Linked DNA regions of Homo sapiens: regions 1, 2 and 4 are each linked to region 3. Evidence: chromatin loops called from intact Hi-C (ENCODE). Cell type or tissue: B cell. All regions are shown on one strand. Links, peaks and the distances in the headings refer to the core of each region. The heading gives the core; the rest is flanking DNA.

Region 1 (7,774 bases), core at 2,334-6,333, 170 kb before region 3:
GACCTGCTATAGGCATTGTGGTCCCAGATTCTGAGCTGGTTTCACCAGTGACAGACTTTGCGGCCTGATCCTAGGAAGGGGGGTACGCTGGCGCCGAGGTGGCACTGCAGCTGCACAGCCAGGGGCTGGACCCCGCGCCTGCAGGCCAGGCTGGCTCCTTGACTTAGCAGGGAAAGGTCGCTGCTGATGCTGGCTGGGGAGGCCCAGTGCCAGGCTTAGTTGGCATGTTGGGGCACAGACCAAATGAAGCCAACCGCAGGGGCAGAGGGAGATGCCCAGGGCGCTCACATTTGAGGCACACACTTCATTAACCCTTTATTACAAGTCACGCTCTTATAGAAGTATATGTGGACTTACGTGAAAAAATCAAATGTATCCAAGAATAAAAAACACAGCACATAAAGTAGTATATGCATTCCAGTGTTCGCGCCAGAGACGGCGGGCGCCCAAGTAAAAGCTCTTCTAAAACGGCCTGACTGGGGCAGGCCGGGTGCGAACGGTTCCGGGCCTCAGGCACAGTGTGGGGGCCGCCTGCCTCCTCCGCGGCCCGGCGGGCGGGGGCAGCACCAGCTCCTAGGGCCTCCGGGCCAGCGGCGGACCCCAGGCCGGCCCAAGCCCGACGCCAGGCAGAACCCTTTGGGCGGGGCCGTATCTGGCCCTCCGGGGACGGCAGTGACGACACCCCCAGAAATGTGGGCTTCAGGGCTGGCCACAGGGTACCCTCAGAAGCCCGCAGCTTAGTCGGCCTTTTTCAGGAAGATCTGGAAGAGCCGGACCCAGGGTCAGCAGGGCCTCTGAGCTCCGCCAGGGTCTCCCTGGCTGCTCCCCGTGCCTGGCCTGGCCCTGCCCAGCCTCACCTCGCTCAGAATCACCCACACAGGGGAGTCCGTCTGGATCGAGAGGCGCAGTGCTTCCAGAGGGCCGAAGGCTGGGTCCACCTCTCCCTCTGCCACTCCCTTGTAGAAGGAGCCTGTGGGAGGGCAGTGGTGAGAGGGTGTCCCTGAACCCCAGCCCACGCTCTCCCCCAAACCCTACCCACCGATCTGGAGGTAGCCGTCGGGGCTCCGAGGGTACCGGAGGGTGGCGGTGCGGCCCTCCTGCAGGGCCTCCTTGTCTGACTGAGGGTTCTGGGGGCAGAATCAAGGGCTGAGGCAGGTGGTCACAGGAGGCCCGGCTTCAGTGCACACCACACCCACCGAACTTACGTCGAAGGGCAGCACCTCCACAGACGTGTTGAAGAGCTTGTCCTCCGGGTGCTCGATGTTCCCACTGCGGAAGAAGAACCTGCAGCCAGGCAGGCCTGTGAGCTGCTGCAGGGGCAGCGTTCCAGCACAGCACCCAGGGCCCAGCAGAGAAAGGCCAGGCCTGCGCCAGGAGGGCCCCCCAGGCAGCTGTCAGGCTGTGCAAAGAGACCAGGGCCTTCCTCTGGGAGGATGGTGACAGGAAACATCCCTGAGCTCCTAGGGGCTGCCTGACTTAGTCCTCACAAGGTAGCTACCATTACGAGGCCCACTTCAGATGCGGAAACTGAAGAACGTGAGGATAACTTGCCGGTGAAGCCTACACCCTGGGGGCCACCCAGCCCCGCCCCCATCGCAGACCCATGGTGCTGGCACTGACCGCTCCAGTCTTAGAGGTTGGAAGAAGCGGAAGCGGATGAAGTCCCCCGCGGCAGGGGTGAAGGCCCAGAAGAAGTCCTCGCGCAGGTAGGCTTTCTCCAGGGTGAAGTGCTGGTATGTCTTCAGGCTCGTGCTCACCTCTGCTGGCGGGTTCACATGCTCCTTCCGCAGCGCCTGCTTTCCAAAGTCTTTGTCCTGCAGCGGAGGAGGGACAGCAGTGATGGCGTGGGCCCCGACCTTGATCCCGGCCTAGGGAGAGCGTGCAGTGCAGCCCACCTTCAGTTTCTGGATCTTGCCAGCCAGCGAGGAGTGAGTGCCCACGTGCTGGAAGAGGGACGGTTTGAAGCGGATCCGCAGGTTGGCTTTCTGCCGGTCACAGTGCTTCTGTGGAGGGTGGGCAACACCCCAGGGCTCGGCTTAGCCCTCCTTCCTCAACACGGCCTCTCCTGGGGACTACCAGGGCCCTCCCACAGCTGACAGTGCTCTATGTGAGCAGATGCAAGGACAGGGACACAGTTTGGGGTGGAGGCTGCCTGCCCCTTGGCCCTGCCCCTGCCAGTCCCGCCAGCTCTTGCTCACCGCATCCTTCTCGGGGTTGCAGACTTTCACCCACAGAATATGGTCCAGGAGCCAGTCGATGGGCTTGTCCCGGTAGAACATGAGAATGAACTCTACAATCAGGCTCAGGTCCAGCGACTTGAACATCTTACCTGGTGGGGAGGGGCCTGAGTGGGCAGTGCTGCTCTGCCTACTTCCTTTCTCCCTGCAGCGGCCCCCGAGTCCCACAGCAAACCCAGGGGCAGGCTTCAGGCAGGTGTGGGCATAACGGGGCAGGGAGGCAGACAGGTGATGAGGGCAGACATGTCTGATGCACAGGCAATGAGAACAGGCCAGGTGGGGCTGTAGCACGCACACCAGGCAGGGCCCACCTGGGCAAAGGCTCACAGTGGACACAGTGGGACTGGGAGAGAGGATGGCAGAGGCAGGTGGGACTGAAAGGCACCGTCAGGTAAGGGGAGGGGCACACCAATGAAGCCCAGCTGGGAGAACTCCAGGATCATCCAGTCCTCTGAAGGCTGCTGCAGTGCAAAGTTCTTCATGGTGCTCAGGTAGTTGGGCTTGGCCACGATGTCATCCTCCAGCTGCGAGGTGAGCAGAGAGGGGCTGGGGCTGAGGAAGGGCACCCAGATGGACCAGACCCATCGCAGGGCAGGGCGGCGCAGGGCAGGGCAGGGCAACGCAGGGCTTGGGGCTGACCTGCACGTAGTAGATGCCTTTGGACTGCGCGTACATCATGAGGAAGCAGTAATCGAGGTTCTGTTTGGTCCTCCACCTGTGGGCCGGGGCGGGGCCTCAGAAGTTCAGACCCCTCCACCTCCATTGTGGCTCCGCAGAGAAGCCGCTGGGTGGGCAGCTTCTGTCCCCCCACCCCCATGCACGGGTCCTCCCATGGAGAATTCAGGGCACTGCAGGGAAACACCCTGGACTCAAACACCAGTAGATGGGTTCTCAGCACAGGCAGGCGGGTTGCTGAGGGTATGGGGGAGTAACTAGTACCTGACTCTCTCCTTGGGGTCCCCAAAGGACTCTCGGAGGCGGGAGAAGTCAGGGTAGAAGTGGGGGGAGGGTGAGATGACCTCCAGGAGCCCAGAATGGATCTCCGTGGGGAACCTGGGGGACGGGAAGGCCTAGTCCGTATGCAGCCTCCAGGGGCTGAGAGGGGCCGAGCCCACCAGACTGTGGCCCTTTCTTGAGGCTCACCCAGTGCCAGCCCCCCACCACCCCCTACACCCAGCCAACTGAGGTAGCAGAGCTCCAGAGGGGCTGGGCCACTTCTGCACACCCACCCCTCCCCCACCAGGTCCCTGCCTCCCCACGAGATAGGAAAGGCACTATCTCATGGGGAGGCAGGAACCTGCCAGCACAACACCCCGCACCGAGCTCTCCCGCCACCAGCTCTCTGGGGTCGCCAGTACTCACAAGGCCTTGATGTTCTCTGTCACTGCCGAAGTGTACTGTGAGTCAGTCTGTGGGGAGACCAAGCACCCTCCCTTAGCCCTGCTGCTGCCCCAAAAGGCCTGGAAGGGCTTGGAGAAGGGGCACAGGCTTCAGATGCCCCCCACGTGGAGGGAGTGAGCCTGCTGTGCTGAGGGCGGAGTAAGGGGGCCCCCAGAGACGGCCCTTTCCCTTTGGGACTCGCATGGCCAAGGACTAGGGGGTGGCGGGGGCGATGGGTAGGGGTAGAGGGTGCCAGAAAGCCCTTTCAACTTTCTATCTCGGAGCATTTGCGAATGAAACTAGCAACTGAACTTCCGACAGCTTTCTCCTCGGAATGGTTCCTGCTGTCAGTTCTGCACCGCGGGGGCTCCTCTGAATGTCCCCCAACCCCGCGTCCCGGCTCACTCGCCTCGGCGATCAGCACCACGATGACCGAGTCCTCCTTCTCCTGCGGGCTCAGCTCGGAGATGAGCGAGTGCAGAGTGTCAGTCAGGTACGAGTGCACCTCGCGCCGCACGCTCGGGATGCCCATCACCACCGACACTATGGGGGACGGAGGCCCGACGCTGGAAAGGGTGCGGGGGCCACCCGTCCCCCCACCCCGTGCTCCTCCCTGTCTGCGCCCATACCTCCGGTGCGGCCCTGGCCCACGCGCACCGCGGGCTGCAGACTGCTCTCCTTGGCCAGCAGGTGTGGCAGGTGATGGAAGACGGTGGGCAGGTGCAGCACGTGCCGGTGTGAGCCGTTCCACGGCTTCAATCGGGGGTCCTCTGGGTGGGTCGGGAAGGATCGGGACTGAGACCAGGGAACCTACAACCAGCCCGCCCCCGCCTTTTCCCCCTCCCGCCCCAGACCTCACCTGTTAGGCGGCCCCAGGTGCGATTGCCGTCTCCGTCTCGCAGCGCCTGCCTTTCTGACACGGCCCTCTTGATCTCGTCCAGCACCAGGTTGAGCTCCTTGGAGCGCTTGAGGCTCTCCTGCTCAGCTGCGTGCAACCGATCGCGCAGCGCCAGGAACTCCCGCTGGTAAACGTCCACAACGTCGCCTGCAGGTGGTAGGCAAGCCGTCACGAGGGGGCGGTCTAGAGCCACCCTACGGGCCCCTCCAGTGTGCCAGCGCACACATCTGGGTGTCCACCTCTGCAATAGCTCATTGACATCTGTTCTTGTGCCTGCCACACGTGACATAGCTGGGGTCACTCTAAAATTACACTGACACTAATGCTCATGGGGAGAAAACCAGGGGAATTAGCCCTCTTCCAGTACTCTCCCCCACCGGGGGTTATTTTATCCTCTGAGAAGGCATCTGAAGTGGAAATACGATTTCCAGACCTAGGTAGGTGGATCCTAAGCAAGGGCTGGAACAGCCTCAGACTGAATCCGCTCCATCCGTTGGCCTCCAAAGCCCACTCTTGCTTTTTGCAGCACACGCTCCCTCCAGCGGGTGGGCTACCCAAGGTCCTGGTGCTAGCTCTTCACTGTCCTTGTAGCGGTCGCTGGTTGCTCACCCTGCACTGGATTCTTAGCCTCACGATGGCCCCGGGGGGTGGCTGCTGCAGTTCCAGGAGCCCACCTCACTTCATTGCTCAGGTGAGCAAATGAGGTTGAGAAACCGGCCCTGGGGCTGCTCAAGGACAGTCAACAGCAGCGAGGGGACTAGCTCTGAACGCCCTGGTGCCTGTGTCTCTGGAGACCTGTGCTGCGCCTGGGGCACCCTGAAGGGTCCGCATGCCACCCCAGGGGGCCCCTGTCAGAACCTCCAGCTGGGCCCAGGCATGAGGGCTGTAGGTGGATGGGGCAGCACAGAGGTGGGGCTGCCCGACAGTAGAGAGGCACCACCAGTCTGGCAGGGACCAGTGAGCAAGAATGAGATCAACAACCTCCTGGTGGCTCGGTGCCCACAGTCCACGCAGCAGGACGCTCCAGGCCTCTGCCAGGCGAGTCTCTGAAAACCTATGTGGCCTACAAGGCCTTCTGTTTCCAAGTCTCCAAGTTTAAGAAGCCTGACCGAACTCCCTCTACACTCAGGCAGCTCTTCCATTCCTTGATCCTTGGTGGCTTCACAGACCCCAGAGTTGCGTGGGATGGCCTCACCCCACCAGCAGCCCTGTGCATGATCAAGGTCATGATCAGGCAAAGTTCAGTCACCTCAGGGCACACCCCTTTCCGAAACGGGCAGGAGGTCGAAGTGCCAAGTGACCAGGGAAGAGGAAGGGGTGGACCTGGGCAGGAGGGAAAGGTTTAAGGAGCAGGGAGCCAGGTAGATCTTCCCTGAGGCATCTCTTACCCAAGAAGCCAGCCCCCACCCTCCACACCCTGCCTCTCTGGGGCTAAAGGCTGAGGCAAAGCGGAGCCTCTGGACAGCCCCTGGCGGGAGGGAAAGGGGAGTCAGATTACTGGCTCTGCCAGGCTCCACGCTGGGCTCAGGGGCTCGGTTACCCTGGAAACCTAACCCCTTGAATGCAGAGCTGGCTATCCCCAGGGCTCACCCATTGCTGGGTGACACCAGGTGTAGGCAGCACTCGCCCACAGGGATGGGACTGGAGGTGCAGAGGCCTAGAGAGCCATCAGGAATGGGTTCAGAGCCACCTGCACCTGCAGGTGCGCCTCCCTCCTGCCTAGATGCCAGTCCCCGCTTGCCTACTTACAGCCACTGCCCACCCCCACCCCCGAGCCCCACCCTGGCTTTCTCTGTCCCACACGACTGCCTCAGATGGACAGGCTGGGTGGGCAGTGGTGGGTGATGCTGCCTGAATCACCCTGGCAACAGCCTGCGCCTTACCCTCGCTTCCTTCCTAGGGGCCTCCCCTCTCCCCCGGGTCCTGTTTACCAGGAGATAAAGGGCCCCACGGGCTCCCGCCCACACCAACCCTTCTGTCATTTCCCTACACACTGCAGGCCCTGGCCCTGGGCAGCCTCCCCCGCCTGCCAGCTCCTCCACCCGCCTTGCCCTCAGCTTCTCTGACTGTGGGTCCAACTCTGTGACTGCCTCCCCATGGGCCAGGCCCTATGCCAGGGCTCTGCCAAGCCATGCTGGCACCCTATAACCCTCGGGAGCTGGGGAGGCAGCTCAGGTGAGGAGAGGGACCAGCCTGGGAGCCCCTGCCACACTTTCTTGCCTCAGGACCACGTTGTTAAGAGCAGCAGCAATGAGGCCTGGAGGCTGTGTCACCCTCCCCTGGAGGCGAGTCATTAGGACATCCTGGGGCCCACAAACCACAGTTCCCCCTGCTTCCCTCTTGGTTGGGGAAAGATTAAAGAGCCAAGCTGGGGCACAACCTTTGTGCCTTGTACTCAGGGAAAAGGGACAGGCTCAGAGGGGCATAGGCAGATATCAGGCCCGTTAACGGTCTGCTGTCACCATGCATGTGTGTGGCAGGTGTCTGCCTCCTCTCCAGACCCTGCAACCTCCTAGGAGTAAGGGTGTCCATCATTGCTGAAGTCCAGGCCTGGGGAGGCGGACAGCCTGAAGGCTGGGAGCGCTGCATGGCTGAGACCCCGGGCTGCCCCCAAGGGTCTGCCTCCCTGGGCAGATCCTCAGCAGGTGCTTGACCGAGGGCCACAGTTTGAGCGCTGGCAGAGCTGCTGCACGGGCTAGATAGGAAATTGGGCCCCAAACCCTTCTCCAGGGTCCATTTTGCGTTGGTCTAAGAGGCCGTCCTGGGCTTGACCTTGCGTTTCCAGGATGATGCCCACACCTGCTGCCCTTCCTCTCTGGTTCCCTGCCCACCTCCTTCCTTCCCTGCAGATTCCACTTCCTGGGTCCTTCCCTCAAGTTCCTGGACCCCCGCTGGCTGCAAAGTGGAGGCCAGGTTCCAATCTGGCCTCCGACTGGCTACGTCTGGTTTCACCAGGGGTTTAAGACAGATTTTCTACATGTGACAACGAGATGGGTTCACATAAGAGCCCAGATTCCCAGCTTCTCTTGAGGCCTCCAAAGACCTGGTACTACTGGGTCACCACAGAAACAGTGACAGCCCCTCGACAAGGGAGGCCTATGTCACCCCATACTCATACCTCACAGGATCCTTAGGCTTCTATCCCCTAGGGGCTGGGCTCGTGAATCTAAGTGCTCCCCTTCTTTGCTCTCCTGTTCCCCAGGCCCTCAGAGAGCCAGCCTCCTGGATGCCCCCCAGACACAGTGGGTGCCATGGAGCC
Region 2 (7,774 bases), core at 1,648-5,647, 110 kb before region 3:
TTTTATTTCTTTCAGGGATTTATTAAGGCATTGAGCACAGTGTAATTTCTAGCCAAGTGAAATGAATCCAAGGAAATATATCAGGACCTGAGGGATGTTTTTTTAAAGTTACTGGAAAGGATGATGAGCTGAGAGCACGTGTACAGCCACGCCTGTGCGCAGCGCCCACTCTGTGCAATAAACATGTTCTGCCCATGTTCCTCAGTCAGGAGGTTCAGGCTCCCGGAGAGCACCTGAGGGTTCCATCACTTTGGTGCCCAACAAGCACATGCCCCCCAACCTGGTGCCAAGAGGCAGGAATGACCCCCATACCACATAGCTGCAGGAAAGCATCCACGGATGGAGGGACTCAGCTGGCCTGGCCGCAGTGTGGAGCACAGAGGTATGAGGCAAGCAAGGGCAGATCTGAGAGCCTGTAATGCTAGGCAGGTGCAGCTGGTGCGAGGCGGGCTCCCACCAGGTGTAAGGAAGGTGGGAGCCACAGCCTCTTCCTGGGCCCAGAAGCAGCCGGCGCCAGGAGATGCAGGCCCAGGGAATCTGTCTAAGGCAGCTGGGTCTGCACCAGCCTTCTTTCCACTCACAACTCACTGCTCCTGGGAGAGCAGGAGGGGCACACCTTTAAAGAGAAACTGATAAGGGAGGAAAGGCAGGAGGAGATGAGGCCAGCCCCACTGATGACACCTTGGGCCAGGCCTCACAGCTGCAGGCATCAGCCGGAAACTCCAGGCTGCTCATGGTCACTGGCGGTGCTGAACTGTCTCTCCACTTTCTTTTGGTCCTTGATCTTGAGTCCAATGTCCACTCTCTTCTCAAAGAAGTTCACCAGCACGGACTCCGTCAGGATGGAGGCCAGGATCTGCTCAAAGGAGATGCACCAGTCGGTGTCGACGGTGCCGCCGATGCGCGCTGTGGGGCTGCAGGCCTCCCCGCCCACCAGCACCGTGTCGTCTGCAAGGTCTTCACATTGCAGGGAGCCCGTGCTGACCACCGAGTAGGAGGACATGGACATGTCGTCTTTGGTTTCATCGTCAGACAGCAGCTGGGAGGGTGAGCCCTGTCCCTCGCCGCTGCCCCCCTCCACCACCACCTGGCTCTCCTGTGGGGCTTTTCCGAGGTGTGTGTCTCCGCCTGCTTTGGCTTGGGGGTCTCCTGCAGCTGGGGGCTGAAGCTCCCTGGCTGCGTCCTGATGCAGTTCGGGTGCTGGTGGCTCGTCCTCCTCAGTGGCACAGTCCCTGGGCTTCCTGCCTGTGCGGGCTGAGAACTTCTTCCCCACCTCTCCGATGCGGAGCAGGAGGCTGGCCACGGTGGCGATGGCGTGGTACAGGTCCTGCTCCATGGGGTCTTCACTGAACATGTTGTAAAGCGTCTTGCACAGCTCAATGAACTGCTCCTTTTAGGGAGAAAAACAGAAGAACAGGGAGATGGTAAAAGACCAGTCAGACGGGGTCCATATTAGCCAAACTGATGACAAGCACCAGCCTAAGGATGTTGGCTGCCGTCTTGCTAATCATCTCCATGAGCCTCATCAGTCCCATCTCACAGATCAGGACACAGGCTCAGAGAGGCCACACAGCTCTTCAAAAGGCTTTCCCCTCCAGCTGCCTTTCTCTTGGCACTCAGAGCATGCTGGTCTGACCTGGGGCCTCCCTGTTTCTAGGTCCGTTCTGTTGGCACAGGGAGATGGATTTCTACCACGACTCTAAATCCAGTCAGTACAAGGACTTCGTTGTGTTTTAGAATCACCTTTGGTTTTAATCAGAAGCAGCCTCAACTCAGCCCTTGAATGAAGCTCTTTAGAAGGTGATGGTGAGGAAAATACAGCCTGGGTCAGCTGGGGAGGGGGATCCTGGGGAGGGGGGTGCTGGGGAGGGTGGGTGCTAGGTCCTGAAGCCACACGTCTAGGCCTCCTGGCCCAAGAATGGGAAGAATCCTCATCGCACGTGGTGCCCACCCTCCAGGCCTGCTGGGGGAGTGGTCAGATTGCAGGGTCCCCTACTGGGCACAGCTAGACCGTGGGTCTGGCCCGAGGGCCATGGTCAGGCTGGTGCTCCAGACTTGCCTTTGGCTCAACGCTTGCAGTTTGGAGCTGGGGTCTCCCATTTTCTGGCTTTGAGACCCTTGGCAAGACACCATGCTTCTGATCTGCGAGACCAGTGAATGAAGAGCGGGTGTGGAGGATGCATGTGAGCCTGCGTGTGCAGAGCCCTGGGCAGGGCTGGGAGGGTGCAGGGTGTGGAACGCATATCTTGTCAAAGGTAGCCTACAAGCCTCTGGCTCCTGGTTCACAGACACTCACTCAATCTGGAAACATGCCCCTATACAAGGCCCTGGAGCAACTGGCCTCTTGTCTTTCTGGAATCATCGCTGACTGGCAACCAGGACTAACGGGCTCTAGAGGCAGGGAGGAGCCTTCCCACCCACCAGGAGATGCTGCAGTGCAGGTGCGGTGATGTTAGGGCCCAGTCTTGGTCAGAACTCTCCAGAAATGTCTACTGTGGGCTCCAGTGGAGCCTACCTGGTTCATCTTGGGAAGATCCTTAATCGTCTCCTTCTGAGCCTCTTTCTCCTTGGCCCACATTCGAAGGTAGTGCCGATAGTCCGGAGAGCTGGTCCCCTTCTCCTCTGCAGGTTAGGAGGAAAGAGATTAATCTTTGTCATGTGAGACGGCTGCGGGCTGACAGCAGGGAGAGGAAGAGTTGGGTGTTTTCTGGCATGGAGTTACCAGGGCCCTATCATAAAACACCCTGGCGTTTGGGAAGGTGGTCATGGGAAAAAAACCCAGAACAGCCACAGGTTTTCCCTAAATTGCTGCAGTGGTTGGACCTAAGCTGATGACAATGATCCACAATGTCTTCTCTCAGATGGGGAGTCACAGGGCAGCTGGAGAGAAGCTGGCAAGAGAGGGCTGGCTGGGTGCCCGTGGGGCTGGTGGAGAGCGTGGAGCCTCCTGTGCATCCCGAGGCCTGCTCCCTGATCGGGGGACGCATCCGCCATCTCCCGGGGTAGGGGGCTCCCTGGCAGTGACTGGGGAAAAGACCAGCAAGCAAGGGTGCCTCAACGCTGGGGTCTCTAAGAACAGCGGCAGAGAATGGCCTGTACCTCCTCTCTCCTCACTTCCACTTCCTTCTTGCTCTTCCTGTGGTAGTGCTTCTGGACAAACGCAAAAATAAAAAGAACATGAATAACATTCTGCTGTTGGGACTGCAAGCTCCTGGGGTCCTTGAGATGTAGTCTGTGTTTCTGTACAGCCAGCCCCAGGCCAGGCCCTGGGGAGCAGGTCTCCCATGCCACACCTCCTGCCTGGCCCGCCCAGCCCCGCCCTATGGCACCAGAGCAAAAGGGCCTGAGCATTCCCTCACTTGGTCAGGTTAAAATAAAGGCCGCCAAACCCTCAATTCCTTTTTTCAAATGAATACAAGTCTCAACATGCTGGTTTTGACGTGAACAATGATGAGGGCTATAGACCAGTCTGAGGACTAACGAATTCTATAGTTCCTGCTAGAACTCTGGGGAATGTTCCTGCTAGAACTCAGGGGAACCCTAATGACCCCTTCCACCCGCGCCTGCTGTGCCTGTTACTGAGGGGTGGTCTGTGCACAGCTCCTGTGCTTGGTGCAGCGTTTCGGGGAGGACATTTGCCGGAACTGGCGCGCACTATACTCCCTGCGTGGGAACATGCACCTGGGGAGAGAAGCAGCCGACCAGCTCTCCTGGAGCTGTTCCCCAAAGGCAGTGTGGCTGGTGGGGGCACCTCAGGCAGGTCGGCAGCACCCCAGTTCTGAGCTGCTCTCGCTGGCTGTCTGGTGGCAGTGAAGGGCACACCTCTCTGGGCTCAGGCAACTCACCCTGGAATGGAGGCCCTGCTTCCTGGGGGCCACATGCGGTCTGAGGCCAGGGCTCTGCACCAACATGCCGCTCCCAGAAGCATGCGGGACAAGCCTAGAGTGGCCTGCTGGTTCCATGTACAACAGAAGGTGTACCTGCTTCTGTAGTTTCTGTCCTTGAAATCAAGGTCCTCAAGCTCAAGTCAGCCTCTGCCACTGTCACCAGGACTGCCATGGGCATCTTGGTACACACTATTTTTGGTTCTCTTTTGAGTCGGTTCCTTGGTGTGCATTATCCCCCATGTGAAACCACCAGGTGGCATTATGGTCGGTTTTGCAAGTGTGCTGCATGTCACCAGCTCGACTGCGAAAGCCCAGGGCCTAGCATGCTCCCATCACCTGGGATCAGATGCTCCCAACAGGCTTTAAACATAGCACAGGGATGAGTTCTAACAGGCACTCAACATGCGTGTTTTTCCTTAACAAAAAACGTGACGTGGAACATGAAGATTTTTCCTAGGAAAGCATCCACTATTCTTTCCAGCCCCCACTCAGCCACACTGTGTCTTTCACACGCTCCAATGACAGCATTTTGTATTTGTTTCCTACTCACAGGAAGACAGAATGTCTCTAACATGTGGCTGTGGAGGCCTTGCCCTGGGCCTGCTTGGCGCCTAGTGTGGGGGCCTTATTTACCGCCCACCTACAGCAGACACGGAGGCGGTGCAGAGGAGTGGCTTGCTTCTGGGTCCTTCTCAGAACTTATGCCCCAGAGGATGAAGTCCCAGAGAGGTCCCTGGGACAAAGAGCTTCCAGGCTTCCTGATAGTGCAGGAAGAGTGTTAGGAGGTACAGGGGGCGCCCCTGCCTTCCAGGGACTGACCTTGAGCCTCCCAGGGCAGGAAAAGATCCAGATCTGAGGCCAGAGGAGATGCTGGAAGGGACAGCAGAGGAGAGGCAGAGGGGCAGAGTGGGGAGGAGCCAAGGTCCAGGAAGACAGAGACACAAGAGAAACAGGAGTGAGGACATCCACAGGGGGCGGCCCCAGCCCCCGCCAGCATGGCAGAGCCCAGCCCGTGGTCCCCTGGGGAGAACCCCATGCGGCCTGCTCCCTGAGCCCAGGTGGGACTGCTGGCCACTGCCCGAGCCCCACAGGAAGGCGGCGGTGGCTGCAGAGTGCTGGCTGGGCATGTCGGGTGTTCCAGTGGCCGCTCACCTTCTGAGGAGCTGTCCTCTGTGAAATAATGGGCCGCCTCCAGGGCTGACTCGGCTTCCTCTGGGCTCAGAGCTGTGCTTGGAGAGAAGGCAGAGTGAGGGCAGGAGGAAACAAGGAGATCCTCTCAGAGTAAGTTCCCTCCAGCCCTGGGCAGAGCCTTGCTTTCCCTGCCCACGAGCCTGGCCAGTCCCAGCACCTGCCCATGACAGTGCCCGGTAATAGTTTTGATGGTGATGATTGGTTCTGGTTATTTGTTACTTTCCTCAGCTTTTTTTTTTTTAATGGACTCTCACTTTATCACCCATGCTGCAGTGCAGTCACATGATCTCAGCTCACTGCAAGCTCCGCCTACTGGGCTACAGTGATTCTCCCACCTCAGCCTCCCAAAGTGCTGGGATTACAGGCGTGAGCCACCGCACCCAGCCTGGAGTTTTGCTCTTGTTGCCCAGGCTGGAGTTCAATGGCACGATCTCGGCTCACTGCAACCTCCACCTACCGGGTTCAGGTGATTCTCCCGCCTCAGCCTCCCAAGTAGCTGGGACTACAAGCACACACCACCACGCCCAGCTAATTTTTGTATTTTTAGTAGAGACAGGTTTCATCGTGTTGGCCAGGCTGGTCTCCAACTCCTGACTTCAAGTGATCCACCCGCCTGGGCCTCCTACTGCATCCAGCCGCTTTCCTGACTTTGACATTGTGTTTGAAAAGGAAATACATGTCCCAGGTAAAAATCCAATCAACACAATTAGGAGTCCAGTGAATGGCAGCTGCCCGCCTGCCCCAGTGACCATCTGGCCAGTGGGCCCTTTGGGGGCGTTTCATGCTCCTATGGGCGCACAGGAACCAGCCACGCACAGGCAACTTGCTGCTCTCCCTTTGGGTAGCTCAGAGGTCGGGCCGCGTTGTGCGTGCTGGCCGGCCTCATTCAGTGCAGTCTTTGCTGGAGGTCACCAAGCAGTACCCAGGGTTGCGGATCGCATGGTCCTGGGTGAGTGTAGCGGGCATGGGCCACAAGCCCAGCAGAGCCCAAGTGTTCTCTGTGTCTGGACAGGACAGGGCAGGGCAGGCTGAGGAGGCTCAGGAGTCTCAGGGTAGCCCCGCATGCTCTCAACCCTGGGACCAGGCCCAGTGGGGTCTGTCCTACCACGGCCTCTCTGGTGAGCCAGCCACAAACGAGAACAGCTATGTCAAGAGCCTTCAGCTCTGGAGGCACAGAGCAATGGCCTGCCAGCTTTAAAAACCACAGGTCTGGGCCCCATCACAGGCAATCAAGTGAGAATCTCCTCGGGTGAAGCTCAGCCCCAGTATTCTAAACATCCCCGGGGTCGGTTCTGAGGGCAGCTGCTAACCTCAGATGGCAAAGCGACAGCAGGGACCTGGGGCAGGTCCAGCCACAGCAGAGTGCCCAGCCCAGGATTTCCACCTGCCTGCGCCTTTGTTTCCTTCTGTGATGAGGGAGATGACCCCTCCTTGGAGCATTGTCCATGCAGCCACTCCTGCTGAGCCCTGCCCCCTGCACAGACAGCCTGTCGCCAGTGCAGCCCCACTAGGCTACAGCACCACTGAGAGGCCAGAGAGAAGTGGCCCCTCCTCATGGCCATGTGACAGGATTCTCTAGCTGAAACTCTGGGAATAAACCCTTAAGAAACTTGACAGATAAATGCAGCAGTTTCGGTTCCAGCCCTGAAGCTCCACTCATGGCCCTCCTAGTGGGTTTTGGGTCCAGCTGCCTCCTCGGTGGGAGTTCTGTACCCAGCAGTGCCCGGTCACCCATGGGATTCTCCTCCACGTCCCTTCCCAGGCCAAGGCCCTGCTCTCAGACCTCTGTGAAGTGCTCAAGCTCCCGCTCCCTCTCCTCCAATGTGAACCTCCAGCCTGCGACGCTGCTGTGCCCCCTCGAGGCCCCACAGTCTCACAGAGGCCTGTCCTCTGCAGCTGAACTTCTGGACAAGTGGGAGACCCTGGCTGGGGAGTGGGCAGGAGGCTCTCACCTGGGGGAAGGTGTAGCTTGTAGAGCACCTTGAGCTTCTCTGTCAGGTCCCCGTGGTACATCCCGCCTGTGGAGAAGGCCAGGGAGGGCTGGGTCTGGCAACATGGCTGCAGAGCCCCTTCCAGGGGGTCCGAGTAGGACCCTCTTCACAGCCTGTGCTGCCCAACTCCCTCCTGGAGAGGTCACAGGGTGAGTCCCAGATCTCCTGTCTCCCTGGCGTCCTGCTGGGAAGGCTCAGCCCTTCCCTGGGGCTGGCAGACCAGCTTCTAGCAGCCCCAGACTGCATGAGGGAGGGGAGCGGGCAAGGCTCCTGCTGGACCCCATCTCGGCTCCCGTGGGTAAACTGTTCTTCCCGTATCTAGGGCCAGGGGCTCAAGCTGCCCCCTACTTGCTGCAGGGGGAACAGACAGGAGATGCTGGCATTTGGAGGCTTCCTGGGAAAGGGTGAGGGAGGGTCAAGCCCCTGGTAGGCCCTGCAGGCACTCACTCATCCCTGTCACGAACTCCTTGAAGTTGATCAGCGAGTCCTTGTTTTCGTCCAGGAGCCTGAACATGCGCCCTGCCAGCAGAGGTGTGTGGGAGCCACAGGCCCAGGGTGTCAGGCTGGCAAAGAGTTCCCGGAACTGGCTGGCATCAATCCGGTACTGCTCCAGGTAGGGCAGGCTGGGGTCCCGACGGCCGGCCATTGTGCGGCTGCACCCCCAGTACTGGCTAGCCAGGTGCTTGGCCTGTGGGACACGGTCTG
Region 3 (4,000 bases), core at 1-4,000:
CTCATTATGGAAGGTGCTCCATGGACACCCAGGAGGCCTCAGAAAGAGGCACCTGGGGCAAGTAGGGCCTTGAAAAGAAGTTCCCCACTCACGTGATAAAAACACACATAAATAAAAAACAGGCCCGCCACACACAGGGTGGGTGGTGCATCGGGACGGAAAGCAGGTAACGTGGACAGTGAAACCTGAAAAGCACAAGCATACTGAGCGCCAACAAAGTCCTTTATTCCTATGAGAAATACTTGGGGATACAGAACGAGAAACAAATAGAACATGAAAGGAACAAACCCAGCAATCATGAAATTCAGCGCCCTCCCCTTTCCTATGTCCCACACATGCCATGAACTAGAGTGAGCAGAAGAGTGCTGCGGGAGGGGAGGCCTCTATATTGAAGGTGAGTTGCTCTCACAGCTCTGCAGCCTCTTGGTGCCATGTAAGAACCTGGCAAATATAAAAGGATGCAGGATTATTAAAGGTCCCAGACAAGAACTCTCTTCTGCTAGCTGGGGCTGGCAGCAGTCTCTGTCTCTATGGACCCTCGGCTGCAGTGGAGCCTCAGACATCTGCAGCGGCCGGCCCCCCGCTTTAGCTCCTGAAGTGGCATGGAAACATACGTTCATCCACGCGGCAACTCCACTTCTGAAAACGTACTTCTAACGACTACACACTCCGATGGCCGACCTTTAAGAGGTCTAATAAGACCAGGTGACAGTTCCTCGGTTTCTAAGACCTGCTGGCTAACATCCAAAGGAGAATCAGCCGTGATCACTGAGCCGAGGAGGAGGCCCCTCCGCCATGCCAACTGCCATCTGTCCACAGTAAATAGTGCGACAGAAGAGGAAAAGGAAACGTCACGTGGCAAGAAGCAGGCAATCCATGAGCGGCTTGACAGCTCTGGATAGAAAGTCCTAGCTGAGCTTGTGAATCGTTAAGGAAAGATGGACACGAGGGTGTCCAGGCCCATCTCCCTCCCTCACGGAGGGAAGAGGCAGTGGGCAGGTGTGACAGCAGACGCTGTGGGGCAGTACTTGGAGGGCGATGGCTTTGAAAGAGAGTTTTAAAAACTGGACTGGGAAATGCGAGTGTCACGAGATGCCGGCGAGTGGAGACAGAACACTGGAAGGAGCAGCCAGCCAAGAGAACGAGGCCCCGAGGAAGGGAGAGAGCAGGCACGCAGCGGCGCGGGGAGGAGCGGCATGGACCGCAGCAGACGGCCTCTCCGGCCTGCGCACCCGGGTCAGCACGCTGAGGGAATTAAACCCATTGCTTCCTCTGGGCAGTCAATGGTGAAGCGGTCCTCTGAGAGTGAAGAACAAGCGTGTGAGTTAAGGTGTTGAAGTAGAGTGAACACACCTGCAGGTGCTGCTGTGCCGAATGCGGAGCGCCAGCCAGGCGGGGAGGCTCTGTCTTGCCAAGTCTGTTCAGAGTCCCGTGGGAAGACGGTGAGGGAACAGAACCGCTTAGCAACATGAGGTACAGAAAGCCACAGCAGGTAACACCGACTCTGGGCTTCAAAGACAATAGGGGCGGGGAGGCGTCCCAAGGCAGAAGGAATTCTGTAAGCGGCAGTTTGGTGAGCGCGAAGGCGCAGCTGCGAGTGGCATCTGCTGGGGTGAGGCTTGAAGAGCCGCGCACAGCCATCCTCAGCTCAGCGGTTCTCATCTGGAGGCAGTTTTGGTTGTCACAACTGTGTGTGGGTGGGCGCTACTGACACCTAGTGGGTAGAGGGCCAAGGACACTGCCAGGCCCACACCCCCACACAATGACCTGGTCCCAAATGTCAACAGTGCCAAGGCTGAGAAATGCTGCTCTAGCTTAAAGACTGTCACAAGTACCGCTTGATGTGTAAAGTTAATTTTTGCTACACCTGATAACTGCACTGTCGCTACATGGCAGTGAGATGGTGTGCTGTGCTGAGCAGGCTGTGTGGTGCAGTCTCAGGGAAAGTTACAGCTTGGTGATGCGTGGAGTGTAAGAGGAACAAACAGCCGCTCAGTTCCACAGCAACAGGGAAAACTCTACACTCAGCCAGGGCAGTAAGCACAGCTAGTAACACAGTGACCCAGTACTGAAAGACAACCAAGTAACAGTACCATAGAGGGTGCAGCGAAATTCCGTGAACCGTGCCAAAAATTCTAACATTCACAAGCAGACCACAAACACAAACCACTTCTATGGTGGCAGGTGCAGCGCAGAAATGGTTCAGATCAACCATGGCCTGGACCTTGGTGGCAGGCGTGGCTTTGCAGCACGAGAATCGGGCGGGAACTTATAATTAAAGCGCATATGCCCGGCCTCCACCCGGGATGCTTCTGAAAGCCTCCCACTGACTCTGATGCAGTCAGGTCTGGAAAGCAATGAACTAAATTTTAAAAAGAGGGCCAGACGTCAGGCTCATGCCTGTGATCCCAGCACTTCAGGATGCTAGGGTGGGAGGATACTTGAGGCCAGGAGTTCAGAGCGGCCTGGGCAACATAGTGAGACCCCAACTCTACAAAAAATAAAAATTATACAAAAGGAAAAAGATAACTCCGAATGAAACTGGAAAAGTCAACACTGAAGGGATGAAGATAATGGGATTAAGTTCCCAGAATAAACTACTTTAGGCCGAGCCTCCCCTGAGGGAAGATCCCCTCATTCTAGTAATATACCCATGAATGGTTTTGGAGGCCCGTAGTTTTAGGTGCCATATGGTTCTGGAGGATCCTGGGCTGAAACAGCAAGACAGAATTTGGAGAGCCTTGGCTTCTCCTGGTCATTCCAGTGTTGAAGCAGGCAAGTGTGGATGACGCCTCCCTGTGTCCCGCTGGCCCTTCTCCTGATTTGCACTGGCGTGTGCATTTCCTTTAGCCTCACGTTTAGACCGTCAATGACTGCATGTGAAGGAAGACTGGCTGTTCCACAGTTTAATTTTCTAGAGGACAGCTTACATTTAGTTTTATAGATTTTCCTTTATATGTAAACTAGAATGACTGGACTTCCAGAATCTTGGATTTCTGTTTCAGTACATGTAATTCTTCTTCAGTTTGATTTTTTTTTTTTTTTTAAAAACAGATCTTCCTAGACTCAAAATAGATTACTTTGTAAGTAAAATAAGACCAGTAGCCTCATGGAGATAACAACTCACAATTATTTTATTAATTCACATGCTCCATATTATAAGGCTGGAGTTGTGTGGATGTCTTTTAAAGGGAAGGGAGGAGGAAGAGGCAAACTCTTTGGTTTTAGGCTTCTTGGCAGGTGATTTCCTATTTATCCAATTGATACTCAGAACTGTGTATCTTAGTTTCATGCTCCCCAGCTTGAGAGGAGCCACAGGAGAAACCAACATGCTGTTTCCAGGGCAACCAGGCACAGGCGAGTCCTTTCCTCATGGAGGAAGGCTTGGTCCCATGTGGGGAGCACCACATTAAAGGCAGGCCTTGACACAGCTCTGCCATTTCTGAATTGTGCGACCCTGGAACCTGCTATCGGCTCACCATCCTTCACTGTACAACGGGGAAAACACACCCTCTTAGGACTGCTGGGAGAATTATAGGAGACAGTGAGTATAGTCTGCTCAGAGCAGAGCATCTGAACCACAGCAGGCACAAAGCAGGTATCAGTTCTTTCCATTTTGCATAATCCAGGTTTAGAAAAAGATTTAATCCAAGTCCCTGGAGTTGTTGTACCCAGAGCCAGGTGAGCTCGATGGAAGTCTCACTGAAGGGCTTGGAGATGTAGTCTAAGATGGAGAGGAACAAGGGGCTGTTTTTGAAACCCACAGGAATCACAAAACAATGCCAAGCACAGTGACTCATGCCTGTAATCCCAACACTTTGAGAGGACAAGGCAGGAGGACTGCTTGAGCCCAGGAGTTCATGTTCAGCTGTGCGCAACATAGTGAGAACCCCATCTTTAAAGAAAACAGGCCGGGTGCGGTGGCTCACGCCTGTAATCCCAGGACTTTGGGAGGCTGAGGCAGGCAGATCACCTGAGGTCAGGAGTTCAAGACCAACTG
Region 4 (7,774 bases), core at 1,838-5,837, 210 kb before region 3:
ATGAGGAACACAGGTTGGGAGGGCAGGATCTCAACACATGGTTAAAATAATTCAAGTGAGAGATATGTGTGTTAATGAATGGAGAGAAGTGGGTGGGTTCAAGAAATATTAAGGAGGTAGACTCTACAGGACTTGGGTACCAGTTGTATGTAGGGACTAAGGAGGAGCGGGAGGGAGGCTGGTTTCTGGTTTATGTGACAGGGCGGCTGGTAGTGACAGTCTTATGTGGGAACAGAGGAAAGGAAACAGGACTGGGGAGAGGCTGGCCTCAGCTTTGGACAGATGTCATCTGAGTCATCACTCAAGTGGACAGGGGCTCAGTAGGTCTTCGGATAGACAGAAGTAAGAGCTCTGCAGAGGTGGGGCATCAGATGGCACATTTATTCACAGACACTTATCAAGTGCTGGGCACTGTCGAAGGCACTGGGGTCTCTGCTTGGCATTCTAGTGTCGGGTTAGGCCCTGACACTAGATGAGTGCCTCTGGTGAGGGGATCAGCAAGAAAGTACTATGGTGTGGGTGGTAGGTGATGTGGATGATGGAGGAGATAAGCCACCTGAATTAGAAGCTGAGTCATCCCCAGAAAAGTTAGAGGGAAGAGGTGCTCTGGGCAAAGAGAAGAGCAGGTGCAGAGGCCCCAGGCAGCACTGAGCAGGCACATTTGAGAAGCTATAAGCTGTAAGCCAGCCGCATGACCCCAGCATGCTGCACAGCAGGGAGGGCTATGAGGGAAGTTGGAAGGGACAAGGGCTGAGTGGATCAGCGTTTGGTTCCCAGACAGTTGGGTTTATTTGAGTGTGATGTTCAGTCATGGGAATTTGAAGGCATGGGAATGTGTGAAATCTCTCAGGTAGACTATGTAGAGTAAAAGGGGGAGAGGACTGTACTATTTGATAGAAGGGCAGGAGAAGGGGAGACTTCTCAAAGGATACTAGAAACAACCAACCATAAAAGCAGAAGAGGATACAAGAAAAGTGGTAAAGAAAAAGGGAACTTTAAAGATGGAAGCAGGCCGGGCGCAGTGGCTCATGCCTGTAATCCCAGCACTTTGGGAGGCCGAGGTGGGCAGATCACAAGGTCAGGAGATCGAGACCATCCTGGCTAACACAGTGAAACCCCGTCTCTACTAAAAATACAAAAACAAAGTTAGCCGGGCGTGGTGGCAGGCGCCTGTAGTCCAGCTACTTGGGAGGCTGAGGCAGGAGAATGGCATGAACCCGGGAGGTGGAGCTTGCAGTGAGCCGAGATCGCGCCACTGCACTCCAGCCTGGGTGACAGAGCGAGTCTCCGTCTCAAAAAAAAGATGGAAGGAGGCCAGGTGCAATGGCTCACACCTGTAATCCCAGCACTTTAGGAGGCTGAGGCAGGAGGGTCGCTTCGGCCCAGGAGTTTGAGACTAGCCTGGACAACATAGTGAGACTCCTGTCTCCACAAAAGCAAAAAAATTAGCCAGTTATGGTGGTTCATGCCTGTGGTCCCAGCTACTCAGGAGGCTGAGGCGGGAGGATCACTTGAGCCCAGGAGTTTGAGGCTGCCATGAGCCTTGATCATCACCCATTGTACTCCAGCATGGGTGACAGAGTGAGACCCTGTCTCTTAAAAAAAATTAATAAAGGGCTGGGTGAGGTGCCTCACACCTGTAATCCCAGCACTTTGGGAGGCCGAGGTGAGCGGATCACCTGAGGTCAGGAGTTTGAGACCAGCTGGCCAACATGGCGAAACCCCATCTCTACTAAAAATACAAAATTAGCTGGACATGGTGGTGCACGCCTGTAATCCCCGCTGCTCGAGAGACTGAGGCAGGAGAGTCACTTGAACCTGGGAGGCAGAGGTTGCAGTGAGCCGAGATTGCACCATTGCACTCCAGCCTGGGCAACAAGAGTGAAACTCCGTCTCAATAATAATAATAAAGATGAATTATTAAGTGGCAGATGATAAGAGGGAGAGGAAGGGAGTGCAGGGAGAGAGGGAAAGGAAGGACTGAAAATATGGCCTATGTGTAACAGTAGGAAGATCATTGCTGGCCTTGGAGAAAGCAGTTCTCAACTCCTCCCTTCCTTTTCCCCACATCCCATTGATTTCCAGATTGGCCAGGAATGTAATCCATATTGCCATAGATCAAGGTGCTGGCTCTAAGGGGTGGGAACTGGTGGAGTTTGGCTGACAGGAAGATGATAGAAGAGGTAAAAAAGAGGAGGCAGGAGGAAAAGCAAATTTCCTGATGAGTAGGGCTAGAAAGGGGCATTGGCTGCCAGTGTGTAAGGAGCACTCATGAAAGAACCACGCGTGTCTTCAGCAGCTGTGTCTGTCAGCTCAGAGTGGAAGCATGTAGGTATTGTCATTTTTTGGTGAGTTTGGCCACAAAGCATTCTGGGAGTGCAGCGGTGGGTGGTTGAAGAAGGAGGAAGTGGAGATAGGCAAAGGATTATCCTTCCTATAAGGCTAGTGCATGGTGGGTGAGAGACTGACAGGATGCTGCTTAGGAGTCCAAAAGGTGTGGCCAGCTCCAGCTTGATTCAGAGCAGTGGTGGTATCCTGGAGCTCCTCTCCCAGAGCAGAGGATGGCAGGTGGCGCCTGGAGAGTGTGGCCTCCCAGCGAGGGAGCTGGCACAGGCTAGGATGGGACTTAGGTCAGCGGGGTGTCTTGGTGGAAGGCTGAGCACACGTGGTTCTCCAGCCGACCACGAGCATCTGATCATATTATCTCCCAGGACTGGGTCCTCCTGGAACCCTGTACACTGCAGAAACTCTTCAGTAGTTACAACAGGAACCTTTGAGCTGAGCACCCAGAAGTACCAGATGTGCTGGAGCAGGCTCCTGTATTTATACGTGGCAGCCAGTCTAGTATTGCTTTATAGCACCTTCTGTGTCTGTTCTTACATAACTTTTAATCTGTTCAGGCTGTTTGCCCATCTCTATTGTGATTCTTTGAGTTCAGGCTCCAAGGCTCACTCATCCTTGCCCTGCATATCAGACACTCCTGCAAATGCTCAGGGCTTAAAAATCTGCCGGGGCCACCACATTACACACTCCTATCCCCGTCTACGTTATTCCAGTTAAATTTTGTGAGTAGTTGACAAAATGCCCTACTGTTTCCTTTGGTTAAAAGCAATAGGTATTACAAAATTCAGTTGTTACATTGGAACTTGTCTGCAGCTGTTTGCATGTGAATATTGAATGAGGGAGTGGTAGCTTTTGTAATTGTTAGGGCAAAGAAAGATTCTGTTTCTAATCTGAGACAACCAGCTGACTCATCAAGTGCCTTGACCCTTTAGATTTCCATCTTTCTTTTTCCCCTAGGAAGATGGAAAACTGAGCTCCCAGGTTTACAGATAGCCCAGACCTGGCACTGTGGAACAAAAGAAAATGGTAGAAAAGATGAAAATCAAGGAAATGTTAGCAACTAATTTTTATTTCCTCTGACCATTTAAATGGGTATGAATTTACCTTCCACAAGGAAAACTTTTCAAATAATGGCTTTTTATAAAGGGTCTATTTTATGTGCGTGGTTCCCTTCCACCCCTAGGTGGCAGGAGAAAGCAGAAGAACCTGCATGAAAGTAAAGCAAACGTCCTGCAGCTGTGGGGCGGTGTTCTGAATCCTAGGATTGTTGCTTACCTCTGCCCTGCAGTTCCATTTGTCAGGCATTCCTGCGATTTTTTTTTTTTTTCAGACCGACTTAGTTACCCATATATGGATTTTTAAAAATACTGACTTGGCTAGGATTTATAGAGCACTGTGTAGTCAGCTTTAACAGTTAAGAAATAAGCAAATCTTGATGTGGGGAAAAGAAGAACAGGAACATTAGAATTGGGGATTAGAGGTTGAGAAAATGGTCCTCCCTGGTGTCCAGTGGGTAATCTGCTGTTGAGAACTGATGCCCGTGGAGTTGCCCCAGGCAGGACGCCCAGGCCAGGGCACTTCACCTGGGCCCCTGGGGTTGGTGTGGAGAGTCAGGTGGCCTTTCTCTGCAGCCGGAGAAGCTAGCACAGGGGGCTCCCCGTCTCCTCTGAATCCTGTCTAAAGATAATAATGAGGGCTGTTACTTGGAACATTTTCTAATAACATGCTATAGATGCTTAGGGTTTATGGGAAGGGGGGATGGTACTGGGGGTGGGGGATAAAGGACAAAAACGTAATAAAGTAAACACAGGAAAGGAGCAGCATGTGTTTGGAAGCTGAGCATAGGCACTCCCTCTGAGCAGTGGAGTTGAGTCCTGACTGCAGCACATGCAGGTGAGGAAGCAGTAGAAGGAGTCCGTCTTCTGTCCCCTTCCCATCCCTTCTGACATGTTCTTATCTTGAAATCGCCGCCCCTGAACTCCCAGGGTACTTACTGTGTGCTGCTCTCACTCTGTAGCCCTGTCTGTGTATGTCCCATGTCCTGAAAGCCCACCCGAGGAGGAGCTGTCTTCTTTGTCTTTATGTTCCCCACAGCACTTGTCTCTGGCACAAGGCAGAATCTTAATAACTTCAGTGGCATGAATCCATCGAGGAGCAGATGGGAAGCAGAGTCACAGTGTCACACCAGACAGATTATGTTCAAGCAAATAGTCCCAATAAGAAGTAGTGAGGGGCCGGCCGGGCGCAGTGGCTCACACCTGTAATCCCAGCCCTTTGGGAGACTGAGGTGGGCAAATCACCTGAGGTCTGGAGTTCAAGACCAGTCTGACCAACATGGAGAAACCCCGTCTCTACTAAAAATACAAAATTAGCTGGGCATGGTGGCACATGCCTGTAATCCCAGCTACTCTGGAGGCTGAGGCAGGAGAATGGCTTGAACCCTGGAGGCGGAGGTTGCTGTGAGCCAAGATCACGCCATTGCACTCCAGCCTGGGCAACAAGAGCGAAACTCTGTCTCAAAAAAAAAAAAAGTGAGGGGCTGGGCACAGTGGCTCATGCCTGTAATCCCAGCACTTTGGGAGGCTGAGACGGGTGAATCACTTGAGGCCAGGAGTTTGTGACCAGCCTGGCCAACATGGTGAAACCCCGTCCCTACCAAAAAATACCGGAAGTTAGCCAGGCACAGTGGTGCACATCTGTAATCCCAGCTACTTGGGAGGTTGAGGCATGAGAATTGATTGAACTCAGGAGACGGAGGTTGCAGTTAGCTGAGATTGTGCCACCGCACTCCACCCAGCCTGGCGGCAGAGCAAGGCTCCATCTCAAAACATATATATATATATAATATATATATGTGTGTGTGTGTGTGTGTGTGTGTACTCTCTGGCATTTTTTTGTTGGCTCCATTCTTGGGCATACCGCCAGACGAGATGGCTGTGGGCAGCCTCATGCCTGTCTCCTGCAGAAAGAGGACTGCAGAAGCACTTTAGCTAGACATCAGTTCTGACTGGCCAGGTATAGGACCGTCAGGGAAAATGGAGGTGTGTCCCCAGAAATGGGAGTGTACACTATGCAAGCAGAACCCACTGGCGAGCATTGCAGGGACATCAGCCCTTGGCTTGTTACTGTCATAGCAGAGCAAATTCATATGTATCTTAAGTCATTCTTTTCAATGTTTTTCAGCATCTTCATGATACAGTTAAGAGGAATCTTGACAGCGCCACTTCCCCTCAGAATGGCGATCAACAGAATGGCTACGGGGACCTCTTTCCTGGGCATAAGAAGACTCGCCGGGAGGCCCCTCTGGGAGTTGCCATCTCTTCCAATGGACTGCCTCCAGCCTCCCCCCTCGGTCAGTCTGACAAGCCTTCTGGAGCCGACGCCCTGCAGTCCAGTGGGAAGCACTCTCTGGGGCTAGACTCTCTCAACAAAAAGCGTCTGGCTGACTCCAGCCTTCACTTGAATGGAGGCAGTAACCCCAGTGAGTCATTTCCTCTGAGCCTGAATAAAGAACTGAAGCAGGAGCCTGTCGAAGACCTGCCTTGCATGATCACTGGGACTGTCGGCTCCATATCGCAAAGCAACCTCATGCCAGACCTCAACCTTAACGAGCAGGAGTGGAAGGAGCTCATCGAGGAGCTGAACAGGTCGGTGCCCGATGAAGACATGAAGGACCTGTTTAATGAGGACTTCGAGGAGAAGAAGGACCCAGAGTCTTCTGGCTCTGCCACACAAACCCCCTTGGCACAGGACATTAATATTAAGACGGAATTCTCTCCAGCAGCCTTTGAGCAAGAACAGTTAGGCTCTCCACAAGTGAGGGCCGGGTCTGCAGGGCAGACCTTTCTGGGGCCTTCCTCTGCCCCTGTGAGTACAGATTCCCCCAGCCTAGGGGGCTCCCAAACCTTATTCCACACCTCTGGTCAGCCCCGGGCGGACAATCCCAGTCCAAACCTGATGCCGGCATCAGCCCAGGCCCAGAACGCACAAAGAGCCCTTGCAGGTGTGGTATTGCCCAGTCAGGGCCCAGGAGGGGCCTCAGAGCTGTCCTCTGCCCACCAGCTCCAGCAGATCGCTGCCAAGCAGAAGCGCGAGCAGATGCTCCAGAACCCACAGCAGGCCACCCCGGCACCAGCCCCGGGCCAGATGTCCACATGGCAGCAGACGGGGCCCTCCCACAGTTCCTTAGATGTCCCTTACCCCATGGAGAAGCCTGCCAGCCCTTCCAGCTACAAGCAAGACTTCACTAACTCCAAACTGCTCATGATGCCTAGTGTGAATAAGAGTTCCCCTCGGCCCGGAGGCCCCTACCTCCAGCCCAGCCATGTGAACCTGCTGAGTCACCAGCCACCGAGTAACTTGAATCAGAACTCCGCGAATAACCAGGGGTCTGTGCTGGACTACGGCAATACAAAACCCCTTTCTCATTACAAAGCGGACTGTGGGCAAGGCAGCCCGGGGTCTGGCCAGAGCAAGCCAGCCCTGATGGCTTATCTTCCCCAGCAGCTGTCCCATATAAGTCACGAGCAGAACTCCCTGTTTCTGATGAAGCCAAAGCCAGGAAATATGCCTTTCCGATCACTGGTTCCACCTGGCCAGGTAAGTATGAGCCTTTGCTTTCTGTTCCTCTGCTGCAGACACTTCAGTGAGGTTACTCACTACTTTGGATGTTAATTGGATCCGAGGTAGTTGTGGGAAGAGGGAGGAGGGAATAGCTGCTGTCATCCTTGCTCCTCTTGGGAGTGGAAATTTATAAAATAAACCAGGGTTGATTGTTAATAAAAAATAGGGTAAAGTTCCCTGGCATAGCTTGATTATTAACTGCACGAAGGTTTCAGGAATCACCTGCATTTAGTCCACTGTCTCTTTCGTGCCGTAGGATTTAAATTAAGTAATTTGCGACTGTGTTTTGCAGATAAACATTACGTTTCACGTGCTTCTTAGAGGCTTGGCTTTTTTTTTTTTTTTTTTTTTTTACTACCTTTCAGATCTCCATGTACAAAATTCCCTAATTTTTGGTAAGCTTATAACATTGTAGGCATGTGCTGCTTCCCAGCACAGCTCAGCTCTGTGCTTACTTCATCATGGTTCTAAAGCCCGGTAGCATCAAATGGAAAATGGCCCTTCGGGTTGTTTCCTGTTTTCCGCTAGTGCAGATAAGCCTGCAGTGAACGTGAATTTGTAATACATGCTAAAATTTTGCAAATTAAAAAGCCCAGTGCCGGTAATATCATGAGGAAATAGACACACTCCTGTATTGATGAGAGTGTGTAAATGAGCTCACTGCTTTTGGGAAGTCATTTGACATTATGTATTTTTCACATGCTGTAAAATGTTCATATGCATTGACACACTATATACCCGACAAGTTGATCTAAAGAAATAATCCAAAATAAAAGAAAAAGTTATATCCAAGATATTCATTGTGTGG

Evidence for each region. A loop is a pair of places that touch in the nucleus more often than their neighbours do. Peaks named below come from ENCODE experiments on the same cell type or tissue, not always from the same donor. Only the 100,000 strongest peaks of a DNase experiment are listed, where the experiment ranks them.
Region 1: a loop joins it to region 3, with 17 times the contacts of the local background. A loop is called at or near these places in 6 of 110 quality-filtered maps.
Region 2: it touches region 3 in a loop (14-fold over the local background); 4 of 110 quality-filtered maps call a loop at or near these places.
Region 4: a loop joins it to region 3, with 22 times the contacts of the local background. A loop is called at or near these places in 5 of 110 quality-filtered maps.

What each region holds. Positions count from the first base shown.
Region 1 is chr5:179,797,308-179,805,081 of GRCh38, forward strand. MGAT4B (alpha-1,3-mannosyl-glycoprotein 4-beta-N-acetylglucosaminyltransferase B) reads right to left here. Exons shown (of 15, transcript NM_014275.5): 2 at 4,477-4,662; 3 at 4,247-4,387; 4 at 4,027-4,160; 5 at 3,600-3,646; 6 at 3,177-3,290; 7 at 2,877-2,952; 8 at 2,647-2,761; 9 at 2,199-2,329; 10 at 1,896-2,003; 11 at 1,621-1,814; 12 at 1,206-1,284; 13 at 1,040-1,127; 14 at 858-970; 15 at 303-761. The coding sequence ends at 738. It overlaps MIR1229 (microRNA 1229), which reads right to left and starts at 1,039; the gene lies at 971-1,039. RefSeq lists a silencer at 4,573-4,642. In B cell, for the core only: CTCF peaks have their summits at 4,693 (motif pointing right) and 4,895; a DNase peak (open chromatin) is centred at 4,694.
Region 2 is chr5:179,862,739-179,870,512 of GRCh38, forward strand. TBC1D9B (TBC1 domain family member 9B) reads right to left here. Exons shown (of 21, transcript NM_015043.4): 16 at 7,517-7,757; 17 at 7,031-7,096; 18 at 5,040-5,111; 19 at 3,100-3,150; 20 at 2,516-2,622; 21 at 1-1,390. The coding sequence ends at 710. Among named protein-coding and RNA genes, the nearest start is that of MRNIP-DT, 7.6 kb to the left of the region's middle. RefSeq lists an enhancer at 4,409-4,935. In B cell, for the core only: no CTCF peak of the experiment used is centred there; a DNase peak (open chromatin) is centred at 4,110.
Region 3 is chr5:179,973,662-179,977,661 of GRCh38, forward strand. All of the region lies in intron 5 of RNF130 (ring finger protein 130), which reads right to left. LOC124901150 (a long non-coding RNA gene) reads left to right here and starts at 868. Exons shown (of 2, transcript XR_007059084.1): 1 at 868-1,492. RefSeq lists an enhancer at 1,551-1,610. In B cell, for the core only: CTCF peaks have their summits at 1,724 (motif pointing left) and 1,925; a DNase peak (open chromatin) is centred at 1,700; H3K27ac peaks cover 1,262 bases.
Region 4 is chr5:179,759,800-179,767,573 of GRCh38, forward strand. It overlaps MAML1 (mastermind like transcriptional coactivator 1), which reads left to right. Exons shown (of 5, transcript NM_014757.5): 2 at 5,527-6,942. Among named protein-coding and RNA genes, the nearest start is that of LTC4S, 30 kb to the right of the region's middle. RefSeq lists an enhancer at 449-528. In B cell, for the core only: CTCF peaks have their summits at 3,501 (motif pointing right) and 3,706; DNase peaks (open chromatin) are centred at 2,382 and 3,532; H3K27ac peaks cover 1,452 bases.